2 separate regions of the Mus musculus genome follow, and region 1 is linked to region 2. Evidence: chromatin contacts called from ENCODE Hi-C data. All regions are on one chromosome and are shown on one strand. Each heading gives the region's core, a stretch centred on a gene start or an enhancer-like site at or near the end of the contact. The rest is flanking DNA. Distances are from core to core; before and after follow the strand shown. Region 1 holds the start of Msx1 (msh homeobox 1). Region 2 holds the start of E130018O15Rik (RIKEN cDNA E130018O15 gene).

Evidence for each region. Hi-C counts contacts between places; a loop is a spot of excess contacts on that map.
Region 1: a map of left cerebral cortex shows a loop between it and region 2 (10-fold over the local background). The contact joins the promoter of Msx1 here to the promoter of E130018O15Rik in region 2. A Hi-C loop is called at or near these places in 7 of 37 maps with a recorded cell type or tissue (ES-E14, left cerebral cortex and mouse embryonic stem cell).

The regions. Positions count from the first base shown.
Region 1 is chr5:37,822,327-37,828,770 of GRCm38, forward strand. Msx1 (msh homeobox 1) reads right to left here and starts at 2,259. Exons shown (of 2, transcript NM_010835.2): 1 at 1,539-2,259. The coding sequence starts at 2,007. Gm33993 (a long non-coding RNA gene) reads left to right here and starts at 3,429. Exons shown (of 6, transcript XR_868362.1): 1 at 3,429-3,560. It also overlaps Msx1os. RefSeq lists an enhancer at 3,343-6,444.
Region 2 is chr5:35,386,702-35,393,418 of GRCm38, forward strand. It overlaps E130018O15Rik (RIKEN cDNA E130018O15 gene), which reads right to left and starts at 1,775. Exons shown (of 2, transcript NR_152157.1): 1 at 1,724-1,775. It overlaps Hmx1 (H6 homeobox 1), which reads left to right and starts at 2,160. Exons shown (of 2, transcript NM_010445.4): 1 at 2,160-2,788; 2 at 5,037-6,189. The coding sequence starts at 2,416. The coding sequence ends at 5,662.

The DNA.
Region 1 (6,444 bases), core at 1,009-3,508, 2.4 Mb after region 2:
TCTAAAATATGTATGGGGCTGTTTATGTAGATATCTGCCATTTCAGTTGCCCTCGGTTTTCCCTACAGCCTCTCCAAACCTCAGCGCCTGGGACCACATCAAGCATAGTGTGTATCGGGAGTTGGGGGGCAGGGTCCCCAGTCTGACGAAACTGGTTATGTCCACCTGCCCTTTCTTTCAGTTTCCTGAGTAAAGCTTAAATCTCCAATAGAGTGCTGTCACTGTTGGGCAGGCCTAGTTAGGGGACCGAGTTTCAGTCCTGCTATGCCTAACAAAACCATTACAGAATAAAACAAACCTCAACCACACGCTCCCCACCACTTAGTTATTGAGAACATCTTCGGGTTTTGCCTAGCTATGCTTTTTTTTTTTTTAAGCTCTAATAAAACAATAATCCTTTGGGCCCTCAGACCACCAGGATGTAAGTCAAACGAAATCTCCAGTTAGCATCCCCACTTCTCTCCCAGCTCAGGCCATAGCAAGTCCGGGAAGTTGGCCCCAGAGTCGTTTTCCACCAGGCCGCCCTAAAGAAGGGTGGGTTCATAGGGAAATGTCACTTTGGTCAGCAGCAACAGCCCGGCTCTGGGCCACCTTCCTCAAGCTTTAGGCCCAGGGAGGGGCTGTCTTTTCAAAGACGTTTAATCCCCAGATAAAAATCGTTCCTCAGCATCACGCCATTGAATTTGCAACGCTATTATGTAGGGCGAAATAATCGGAGGAAACGAGGAAAACTTGGGAATTTCCCGTGCTCCTGAAATATCTTCGAGCGGGTTCGCTGGGGAAAGGAAGCCTAAGGGCCGCAAGGACCTAGGACTATCCTGGAACACGTCGCTGGCTGCTGGGTCCGCTTCAAAAGCCTGGTCCAACACATTCGGACACTATAGCAAAGTGGTTAATAGGGAGCTCTTTTGGTTGTCTTGTTGTCTCCACCACCACCACCATCCCCCCTAGTCCGCGATCGTCCCCTCTTGCTAAATCATCCACCCGCCCAAAACACCAAGTTTCTGCTTAAAATTAGATGCGCGGTGGGGCAGGAGTTTTGCAGAACTCCGGAACCCTTTGAGAGGTTCTTTAAATGGGGAGCGCGAGGTTACGGCTGTCTACCAGTAGAAAGTGAAACTCCGCAGAGCTAGGATGTACTGGCCGCTGCGCCCATCCAAGTTGAGGTGCAAAATAACTGAGTTTAGGGTCAGGTGGAGAAGCAGGGCACCCCTGGTGTCCTGACTACCGGAAGAATAAGAAGGTCCACAGACACCCGCGCGCTACAAGTGAAGTGACAGGCTCGGAGGCACTGAGCCAAGGCAAGGAGCGCGGACTAAGCTTTGCCTGCTTTAGGCCTCTAACTCTCTTCCTGGGTGGGAGTGGGAAGAGGCTCAAAGGCGGTCTTCCCGCCAACGCAACCTCTGCACGGCCTCCAGGTACCCAGTTGCAGGTACGCCGACGCCCGAGACAAGCCGGCGCCGGCGCGCGGCCTGGCGCCCTCGGGCCCCACACCCCCTCTTGGCCCCTTCGCTCTCCATCCAGGGCTGGCTACTTACTGGCTGGGGGCGGGGAGAAGCGGGGACTCTGCATCCACGGGGTCCGATCTAGTTTCTCGGGGCTTTCGGCCTTCACCAGAGCATCTTCTGGCAGCTTGAGGAGTCCTCCGACTGAGAAATGGCCGAGAGGCCGCGGCGAGGAGGGCGCATCCGGGGCGCCCAGAGACCCGGGCCGGGTGCCCAAGTGCTGCACCGAGCCACCCGCTGCCTGAGCCCCTTCGGAGGCCACCAGGACGCTCTCCTTGGCCCCGGGCTTCCTGTGATCGGCCATGAGGGCCTCCACGCTGAAGGGCAGGAGTGAAGCGGGCACTTTGGGCTTGGCCCCCTCCTCATCTGTGCCCATGGCGGTTGCGGTGGCCGCAGCAGCCCCGGGGGCTTGGCCAACGCCTCCCCCAGCAGGCTTGGCGAAGGCGGAGTCCTCCACTTTGACACCGAGTGGCAAAGAAGTCATAGCAGCAGCCGGGGCCATGCAGAGCCGGACCCCCCCTCCAGCCGCAGCTCGAGACAGCCCTGGATCATGGGTTTCGGGCAGGCTGGGAGCGCGACCGGCTTCTGCGAGCTCCTGACCGGCTTCTGCGAGCTCCTGGGTTCCTGGCCCGGCCGGCTCTCGCGCGCGAGCCTCCTGCGGCTTCCCCAGAAGGCCAACTCGAGCGAGCGGGGCCTGGATCCCTGCGCCGCTCAGGCCGAGTTCCCAGGCGCACTCGCCGGCTCCGGGTCCGCCGCCGCTCCCCTGAGAACTTGTTAATAAGGCAAGGCCAGCGTGGCAGCGGCCAATCAGAGCGCGAGGGGGCGGGTCCGGAGAGAACCATTGGGCTGTGCTCGTGCCCCGAGGCGCGCTCGGCCTGGGGGCGCTCGGGGAAGGGCCTGACCCGCACAGGCGGGACAGAGCCGGAGGTACCTGGGGAGCTTTTCCGCCTAGCTAAGTCAGGTGGGCATCGGTCCGGCTGGACCCCCACACTCCTGGATGTGGATTCTACCAAGTTCCAGAGGGACTTTTCTTTACTAGTCCTTCTCTTCTGCCAGTCGTCCTCCACCATCCTTTACCCACTTCTTCTGTTCCTCTCCATAGACTACTTTCTTTCCACAGTTTCTCTTATGGTCTGTGCTATTTCTTTCTGTCCCCTTTCCCTCTTCTGGCCCCCTTTCTCGACCACAATTCACTTACAATTTTTTTTTTCTTTTGGTGTTTGCTTTGAATGTTCATAGTTATTTGTCAGAGTAGCAAGGGATAATACTAATTTCTTTTTTTAAAAAAGCCGCCCTAAGTGTCTTATGTCTTCCAATCTTCAAAAATTTACCTCGGAGTAAAAATGGGCCTTTGTCTCCAGGGCTGGACAAAGTTAATCAAAGAAAGTACAGGTCCTGTTGGTTCTGTGGGTACGGGAACAAGTAACATGATCTGGGAAATGAGTTTGGTTCTCATGCAAACACGTACCCCCTCCCTATACGTACTTTTTCTCCAGAAAGTTACACCTCTACCAGAGAACTGCTACTAGCCAAAGAAGCCACTGGATGCCTTGGGTGAAGACCGAAATAAGACCAACAGAACCCACCAACAATCTGGCCTCAACATGACCTCAGACAATGAATCCTCAAAAACAATCACACTTCACTAACTGTGGGTCTGTCTGCTGGTGCAGAGTGGAGGCCCATTTGATGGGCCAGTAGGAAAAATAAGCAGTTCCTGGAGGTATATCTTTGGTGCAAGGCTTAAGAAGTTTTGTTTGCCCGATTTCGAAGGAAACGTGTTTTGTTTTGTTTTGTTTTGTTTTGTTTGACTGATACAAAAAGAAGGAAAGTTGGAGTGGGGACCACAGAAGACCTTGTAAACTGGGTTCGAACAGGCTGTTGGGGAGTTGGGGGGGGGGGGGCTTTTCTTTATATGGCCTCTTATCCCAGGGCCCAGGCTCGCGGCTCCGGGGGAGGTGGAGGAGGTGATTGGCGGCTCACCGGGACTGTGCATTGATGACTGCCGGGCTCTAATCTCCAGGAAACACAAGGGGCTGCCGTGGCCATTTAGGGGTAATTATCCGAGCACGGAGGGATAGCGAATTCCCTGGCCTTTTAACTGGGCGCAATAAAAAGCTGTAGATTAGGGGCGACCAGATTAAGGAAAATGAATTACTTTATTACCCAGACGGCGTCCGGGGTCTGGAGGGAGGGGTTGGGCTGCGGACGCCAGAGAGATCGGAGCCTCACATCTGCCCACAGGGCCTGGAGAAATAGGAAGGCCTGGGGCGGGTTCGGGAATACTCGCTTCTGTGAAATGTCTGGATTTCTTACGTTTCTGAGGCTGTGAGGAGGCACTGCGTAGGGCTTGGGACTCAAGCTCATTTAGGCCCAGCTGGACGCCCGCTGTACTGGGTCCCCTGAGGTTTGTTCCATGTGTATGGGAAGTAGAAGCCATACCGTCCCGTTTTAAAGCCCTGCAAACGAAAGTTAAGCGACAGTGTAGGCCAAATCCTTAGCTCGAAGCCTAGAAGGTACGGAGAACTGTAGTTTAAGAACTAATTAGGCAGTTGCTAGATCATCTCGTTCTATAGCGTCAGCCGATTTACACTCTGCGCTCGGATTAAAACAGAAATGGAAATAAATCTCCCAAATGGCTTGCTTTAGTCTAGTGTTTTTAGTACGAGGAGTGTTTTTCAAAAAGTGAGGGTTTTCAGTTATTCCACCTCGATCCCCAACTTAAAATAATTTCCTTTTGGGAGCGATCGGAGAATCCAAGTAGCTACGATCTTTTTCCCGGGAAAAAAAGTGCATAACGGCTAAAATACGTGACACGCAACTGTGTAGACAACTTCAGGGACTCGTGTACTGGCCCAGAGTCTTAATTCCTGCTTTAGGACCGAGGGGGCCTCGAACCCCAAGAATGGGGCCCCAGGGCGCACCGGGGTCTCCAGCGGAACTCACGGAGTGTGCAGCAGTCGGAGCAAAGAGGCCTAGCCTCAGGCCGGGGAGGGGGCGGCCTGAGAAGGGCTGCATCGCTAATTGCGGGGATAAACAATCTGTCACGATCCCTCAGCGCGCCTAATAGGCAGACGAGGATGTTGTTTTTAGGCGCCAGCGGCGGCCGGATCAAAGGCTGCAGCCGGCGCAGGGGCCCTTGAAGTCGCGCCCCTGCCTCCAGGGAGCAAAACGCCTGCGCCCGCAGCCCTGAGCCCTGCTTTCGGCCCCTGGGCTTTTAGAGTAGGTCTCAAACTCCACTGTCTATTCTTTTGGGGTTCGGTGTGCATTTGGGTCTGCAGGGATTCGGCGCGCAGGCTAGCGGGTTGCAAAGGTTGCAAGAGCGCTTTTGCAGAGCGCAAGGGACCGGACTCGATGGCTTCCAGAGCGCAGGACCCATGCTAAACTCTACCCAAGGGCTGCGCAGGGGAGGAAAATGCACCCCAACTCTGAGAAGGATGTCTGAGAAACAAAATAAAAACCCGGTTCCCCAGCCATGTGGCTCATTCCCGAAAACGGAAAGGCATGCGTTTGGGATCAATGAGAGCAGGCAACCTCGGAGCTCATTTTTGTCTGACCTTTGCGGATTTCCTGGCCAGTGGGTTAAGCGAGCTGACAGCCCAGGCTGGGCCTGTTATCTCACGGCAGCGCTAACCGGAGGTGCTGCTATCCCGACGCGGTCGCTGCAGGCAGCGGAGAAAACGGACCGTAATTCATGCCTGGCAAGGGCAGGGCTGGCCCGCGGCAGATAAAACTCTAAGACAGGCTCTCTGCTTGCAGCCTGCTCGACTTTTCTCCCCTCCCCCTCGCTCTGTCTCCCCTAGTCTCCTGCACCCTATATCTCGCCTGCCTTCGAATAAATTACCTTTGCCGGTTCAGATCCTAAAGACTAGTTCTGCGATCAATTTCTGGGCCGCTACTCTCCTTGGTGGCCTTTACCCCGCAACCCAAAATGCTCGTTTGACTAGAGTATAGGACAACTGGGGTGTGTGATAGCTTCGATATGGTTCCTAGATATTTTCTCTTCCCCCCTCCCCCCGCCAGCAGAAAATCAACTTGTAGAGGAATTCAATTTTAAAGGCAACTGTTACTACCTGAGTATCTATCTGGCCCTGGGTTTGAAAAACTTAAGGGTTGGCCCTTCAGTACTGCGTTCGTTGTCACCCCCATCCCACTCCCTTTTCTAGTGCATTTTGTGGCCTCTGTCCAGAAACCCCGCATACATTTTTTTTATGTGCGGCTCAGTGGGATCCGCCGGCAATTAGCTAGCCCCAAACAGTCCTCTTTAATAGAATGGATGTGCTATGGAAACCGATTACCCGGAACGATTTATTTTTGTGGGGATTCACCAATCACCGGGAGGGCAGCGGAGGGAGAGAGAAGAAGTATTTTGTCCCTGGGTGGGGGTGGGGTCTGATGGTTGGTCAGAAAGCCTCGTTCAGGGGGATCTGCTAACCTCCCGAGAGGCCCTCCCTTCTCTGCCATCTCCGAGCCTCTGACCCCTGCCTTCAAGCAAGGGGCTAGAAGTTATGTTTGAGAAATTGCCCGGGAATCACTCGTTCAGGGAAGATTTTAAAGCTTTTCCAGGACAAAGCGCCACAGTTAAGAATTAGAAGAATCTTCAGTTCCAGAAAATGCAGAGGCGATAAAGATTTTTTAAAAAAAAATGCTTCGGGTTTCCAAAGACTAGCCGAACTGGTGGAGTCCTTAGCGCTGGAACTGGCGCCGCCAAAGGAACCCTTCCTGGAAGGTGTTTTTCCCTTTCTTGAGAACTCATTGACTTCTTCAGAGGAAGGGCCCCAATCCTGCGGATTCACCTGGGGAACTGGCAGCTAGAGTCTGCAGCTTCTTGCTCTTTCCCGCCCATCCCCCACTTGCTTAGGGTCCCACTTTCTCGGCTGGGCTTTCTTGTGTCTTTAAATTCGTGGGGGTTGAGGGTGAGGGGCCAGTATCCGCGGAA
Region 2 (6,717 bases), core at 525-3,024:
TCTAGTGCTCCCAAGCCAGTACCAGGAGATGTGGATGCCCTTTCCCCATTTCTGACCACCATCCCTTGCTGGTCTAGTACTGAGGCGCCACTCTGATGCACGGCTCCAGAGGGAGTGCTGGGTAAGACCAGGCAGGTCTCTCTCTGCCCAATGGAGTATGGGAGCAGCACTTATCCACGGTGTAAGGTGTAACCGGTGTAACCACAAGGGGCCAGGACCAAGGGCCAGGGCCCTAGGGCAGAGGGAATTACAACCCTGGTGCCTAAGAAGCCCAGCCTGGCTCCCCCATCCAGAGAGCAGAGAAATAAAATGGAAGCCACAGCACCCACCCAACAGGCTCCATTTTACAAGCAGGAAGGTACTGTTCACAAGGGGAGCCTGGAACTTGCAGAAGTTGGACGGTTCTCTCCATCACCATTTTTAGTAGGGCTCCTTTCTGGTCTGTTTCTTCATCACTTCAAAAAACAACCCCGAGCCCTGCAGTGATGCCTCATGCCTTTAATCCCAGCACTCAGGAGGCAGGGGCAAAAGGATCTCTGGGCTAACATAGATACCCTAACTCGGAAAAACGAAAAACCATATCAAAACAAAAACAAACCACCACCAACAACAAAACCAACCTGAATTGGCCGGCCCAGGGGTTGTGCCTGATTCCTACAAACAAATATCATTGCTAATTTCTCCCTCCCCGCCCCCACCTCTACCCAGGTCCCTGAGTATGTCTGAGCTGGGACACCCAGGAAGTAACAGCACTTGGGACACTCTGAGTCAAAGTTGGAGACACCCAACTTTGACTCAGAGCCCTCACCTATGAAATGTGGCTGCTTGCCAGCGATTCCTCTTGCCTTGCCCAATATGGCTCCAAAATCAAGTCCTATCGTGCACAAAACCCACTTCCCATCCAGGTTTCTAGCCAGGGTGCAGACCCCAAAGGTTCCTTAGCCTGGCGGCTCATCCATCCTTCTATATCCTCAAGAGCCACTTATAGTGGGAGGGAGGGGAAGCGCTCTCTTTTCACATTAGTTTTTCCCTTTGAAGTATAGGGTGACTCTATTTCCCTCTATTTCTCTTGTTGGGGAGATTAAACAAAGTGGGCTCCGGGCCTGCAGTTGCCTTCTCCTGGACAGTGGGACACACTTCTTTACGCACTGTCTGTGACCCGCACTGAGCAGCTAGATGGGCCTTCCGTGATAACCCGCATCCAGTGAAGCGTTCCGCTCAGTGACTAGGCTGTCCCCCTATTCCTGTTGGAAGTGGATCACAGCTCCGTTGGTCTCAGCGAAGTCTGGGTTACCCTCTGCGGCCTTGCTCCTGAAGCGGGGGAAGAAAATTCACTTTGTGCAGGGCAAGAGAGGCAGAAAGAGGAATTGTTCCTCAAGACCTGCAGTCCCGCACAGTGGCTAGGCACGAAGCTCTTACCAGCCTGAAAGAGAGTGAGAAGGCCGGGCAATGGAGGTGCCAGAGCAAATGTAATCTGTTCCTACCCAGCGTGACACCATGGGGCACCTTCGGGCTTGACTCTCTTTACACACCGAAACTGAGCCCGGGATATGAGAGCATTCCATCGCAGCGCGATGGCACCAAGAGCATATTTCGTTACGCGTAAGAGTTAAAACATGCTGCGTCTCTGCAAACTTGTTTTGGCAGAATCCCCGTTTTAAATTACACGCGAGGTCTTAAAAAAAAAGAAAAAGACTGCGGCCCAGTCGGCAATAGTCCTTACCCGCGCGCAAATACACAGTCACAGGGACTCACGCACAAACCGAGCGTTCTGCGGGTTCCGACACGCTCCCGGAGGGTGAGCAAGGCTCTCCTCGGATGCGATTGGCCAGTCTGGGCTTCACAGCGACCCTGTAGCCAATGGTCGACCTCCCAGCCGAGGCCCCGCCTTCTCCCACTCCCTGGCGCGGGTACCGGGGTGGGGGGCGCCGGAACGCATCTCGCGGGGTCGTACCCCCAGGACCACCGGGTCTCCTGCCCTGGGCCCTGCCACCACCTGCGCGCAGAGTCCGGCCGGGCAGCATCTCCGGCAATGGCTTCTCTCCGGGCTGCAGCGGGTCGTTGGGGCTGAGCCTACGAAACTCGCGCCGCCCCGCCCCCGGCACCGCCCCCTCCCCCTCCCGTGAGGCCAGCCGGGGCGGCGACCTGAACCGCTCGGAGAAACGCGAGGGAGGCTGCTGCGGGAACGGCCGTCCGCGCGCACCCGCTCCCGCCCAGCCCAGCCCGGCACAGAAGCCGACGCCCGCCTCGTGGAGCCCGACGCCCTCACTCCGGGCAGCGGCTCTCCAGGGCCAGGCCGCGCGTGCGCCAGGCGGCCGTTCGCCACTATCCAAACGGGGCCGGGAAGAGCAGCTGCGCCCCAGGCAACCAGGGACCCCCAGGATCCCAGCCTTGCCCGACGGGCCCGCGGCCGCGATGCCGGATGAGCTGACCGAGCCCGGGCGCGCCACACCAGCTCGCGCCTCCTCCTTCCTCATCGAGAACCTGCTAGCAGCCGAGGCCAAGGGCGCGGGGCGCTCAACCCAGGGCGATGGCGTCCGCGAGGAAGAGGAAGAGGACGACGACGACCCCGAGGACGAGGATCCGGAGCAGGCGCGACGACGACTACAGCGGCGGCGACAGCAGCGCGCGGGCAGCGGGCCGGGCGGGGAGGCGAGGGCCCGGGCACTGGGCCTAGGGCCCCGGCCGCCTCCTGGGCCCGGCCCGCCCTTCGCGCTCGGCTGCGGAGGTACAACGCGGTGGTACCCACGGGTGCACGGCGGCTACGGAGGTGGTCTAAGTCCTGACAGTGAGTGAGGTTGCGGGGAAGGGGTGGGCAATGGTCAGGGCTCTGCTCCCTCCCTATGCATTCTTTTGGTGACTTCGGGCTTAGTGAGCTCCTAGTCTTCCTGTGTACTGGGGCCTGGGTGGTATGAGATCCCCTTGGATGGGCAATTGTTGGAGACTGGGGATGGCACTGCATGTAGGAAGCTGCTAAGGCTAGGATCAGGCCCAAGAACACAAAATTCGGAGAGGAGAGTGAAATAGGCCTCGGAAAGATGAGAAGGGGAAAGAGTGTGTTTGGAGAAACATCGAAGGTGAAAGGGAAGTGAAGGAAGAGGAAAGGTGGCAGAGGAGGGGAGGCCGCGGGGGTCAAGCACTAAAATAAAAGGGGCAGAGCTGAGAGACCACAGCTATGGAGGCTGGATGGGAGGCCTTCTTCTATAGCAATTGCAACCCCAAAGTATCCTTTGCCCTCCCTGCTGCGCAGTAAGACCATGGGCTGGGCCTGAGCCTGCGTTGGGTCTTCTCAGGCCCAAAGGCTGAGGCTGGTAGGAGCCCACTCTGAAGGGTCCATCCCACCCCTCTCTTCTTTTCTTGCCCCTCCCCCTCTTTGGCCTTTGTTTCCTGCAGAGGGCTCAGAGAATGGGGGTGGGGGCTTCTCAGTCCCAGAACCCACTTACCCCTCTGGCCTGGACATCCTGACTCTGACTGCCTGTCTCCAGAGGGTCCAGACCTCAACCTCTCTTAGGACCTGCTCATTAGAGAGCAACCCTTGAGACTAGAAGGGTATTTCAACCTTCCTCACCCCAGCCCCTTGAGCCAGCCGGGTCCCTAAACACACAGACTTATATATAACTAAAGGGTGCCCACCCAGGCTCTGTGTATAAGCTTTGGGGTAGGAGGTGGCCTGGGGCCCGTTCTTTTCTATTAGGTACTCACCCCACTCCTGGTATGGAGTAGGACAAGTCTCCCAGCCCAGGTTTGGAATGCCTGCCTTCTTTACATAAGCTTAAACAGGGGTCAGTAGTATCCAGTGAGGAGGCTCTTGCAGGGCGCATTTTATTCTCCCTTTTAGTTGGGCCATCCTCACCTGTAGTCCAATAGTCACCACCACCCCCACCCCCACCCCACCCCGGCCTTTTGCCTTATTTCGTGCCATGCGGGTTAGAGTTCTCTGTTCCTGTTGAGTCAAGCGAGCAGGTGAGTCAGATTAGCACTTTATGGCAACACATGGACAGACCTCCGAGTGTAGGGGCTTTGGGTGTCTTTGTAGGACCTCCCCTATGGTCTGGCTGCATACACACCATCCTGCTAGGCGACATTGCATGGGCACTGAGGGGGATGCTTTCAAGGAAACCAGGCGGAGTTTAGCTGTAAGCACAAGTCCACTGTACTGAGGCATAACCTGGGCCAAAACCCACCTTGACCTCTGATCCATCGGTCAGGCAGAAGGACAGACCAGCCTGAATTGGTTTCATGGACCCAGATGTCTAGAGGAGAAGTGGGAGCCCACGGGAACTTATTTAACCTGGTGACATCCCTTGTACGCCCTGAATCTGGGACTTGGAGCATGAGCCCAAAGGTCCTCTGTGGGCAAGACCCCAAGCGTAGGAGATGGTTGGGGCAGGGTAGGAATGCAGTGATTGGTAGAACAGCCTTACTCCTTGGTCTCTTGGAGCATATTTTGCTGCTGCAGAGGGCCTGCCTCTGAGGGGATCTGGGTCGGGGTTGTGCCAATGTCACCCGGTGGGATTTCTCTGGGGAATGTGCATTTGTTTCTCCTAAGAGTTGTTTCCTTGATGTCTGCTCCACGTGTGTGATGGGGAGGTCTCAGCCCCTGGCGGTTAGGTTGTATGTCAGTCTCTGTGTGTACATAACTTTGAAGGACATCCTTTCTTTTGTCCCGGTCCTCTGCCAGCCTTTTGTGAGTTGGCGGTGGGTTGGGGGCTGAGGTAGAGCTGAGCCAGGGGCAGTCTCAGATGTCAGTTTGTCTTTTGGATTAGCCTTTTTCTTTCGAGAATTTTCTCTGTCCTTCTCTGGGTGTGCGCTGCCACGTGTTTGCTGCGGCCCAGGTCCTGGGCTTCATTTTTGGCCTCTGCTACTTTCCTGCCGGCACCCCAACCCCCTCCCGCCCCCGCAACCCGTACGCGGGGCGTGTTTCCCAGTTTGTAGCGTTTGAGTGAGGAGGATTTGAAGGTGGGAGGAAGCCAGTCTCAGTGACTCCTAAAGGCAGACCCTTAGAACCCGCCACTATGCCCGTTTCTCCCCTGCAGCAAGCGACCGGGACTCTCCGGAGACCGGCGAGGAGATGGGCCGCGCAGAGAGCGCCTGGCCGCGGTGCCCCGGGCCGGGAACCGTTCCGCGGGAGGTGACGACGCAGGGCCCGGCGACCGGCGGGGAGGAGGCGGCGGAGTTGGCCGAGGCTCCAGCGGTGGCGGCGGCGGCGACAGGGGAGGCGCGCGGTGGCCGCAGGAAGAAGACGCGCACGGTCTTCTCGCGCAGCCAGGTCTTCCAGCTCGAGTCCACTTTCGATCTGAAGCGCTACCTGAGCAGCGCAGAGCGCGCGGGCCTCGCCGCCTCGCTGCAGCTCACGGAGACGCAGGTCAAGATCTGGTTTCAGAACCGCCGCAACAAGTGGAAGCGGCAGCTGGCAGCGGAGCTGGAGGCGGCCAGCCTGTCCCCGCCGGGTGCGCAGCGCCTGGTCCGCGTGCCGGTGCTCTACCACGAGAGTCCCCCGGCCGCCGCGGGGCCCGCGCTGCCTTTCCCGCTGGCGCCGCCCGCACCCGCACCGCCGCCGCCGCTGCTTGGTTTCTCGGGCGCGCTTGCTTACCCGCTTGCCGCCTTCCCTGCCGCCGCCTCGGTGCCCTTCCTTCGCGCGCAGATGCCGGGGCTAGTGTGAGCCGGCGCCCTCCATGTAGGAGGCGGTTGGGGGAAGGCGCCGCGCACCTCGCAGTCCCTCGAGCGGCCGTCTCCGTGGGCAGCTGCTCTACAGTGTACCGGACAGCGGCGGCAGCCGGGACTCGCAGCCAGCTGCAGGACTGGAGACCCGTTCCGATGGAAAGCCGCGGCGATGCGCTAGCTCTCGCCGGCACGGAGTGCTGAGCAGATGCCGGCTCCGAGTCAGCAAACGGACACTTGGAATGGGCTGGCCGAGGAACCGTATGGCGACTGTCCCGAGGCATCCTGGCCCTAATTCACATTGTCCTTTTCTCGGGAGGGATCTTGCAGGAACCCAGACATCAGGGGCCCCTTCCAAGGGACAGTACAGAGTGCTGCGGGCCTTGGGACAACTCATCTTGGGCCTCTTTTCCGAAGAGGGCTTCTCTCTTGGCGGCCTTGGTTCTCTTGGCTTGACAAGACTTTTTTTTTTTTTTCTGTGATAAATCTACTTCTTTGCATATGGAATAAAAAGGGACGTTTTCTTGATGGACTCGCAGCTGTGTGGTCGCTAGGACAGAGCCGCTTCTTGTAGCAGGCCTGAGTGTGTGGTACTTCCCTCCCAAACCTGGCTAGGGACTTTGGAAAGGCTGCCCCGGGGTAGGTGGGCAAGTCAGGCTGGAGCCACCCTCCTGGTTTATGATCCTAAATTTTACTCTGCTTGTGACTGAGAGGCCCAGCTACACTTCTGGGGAAGTCTTAGGGGTCCAGGAGGAAGGAATAGAGATGGAAAGATGACTGTTGTAGGACTGAAACCAAAGGCATGGCAGATGAAGGTAGGGCTCTCTGGCCACCAACTCCGTCATGGGAGTTCATGAGGCTGTGTGGCCGCTGCCCTTACCTGCACTTGGGACACACAGCAGGATGTGTGTCGAAATTCTTTGATCTGAAACAAAGCTCTGGCTCTTCAGCAGGGCACTGGGGTGCTTGCTCCTGCCTCCCCTGGTCATTGGAACCCTCTGTGTGCTCTCAGGGGAAGTTGCTTGAACAGTGTTGGACCACCTGGGTCACACATCT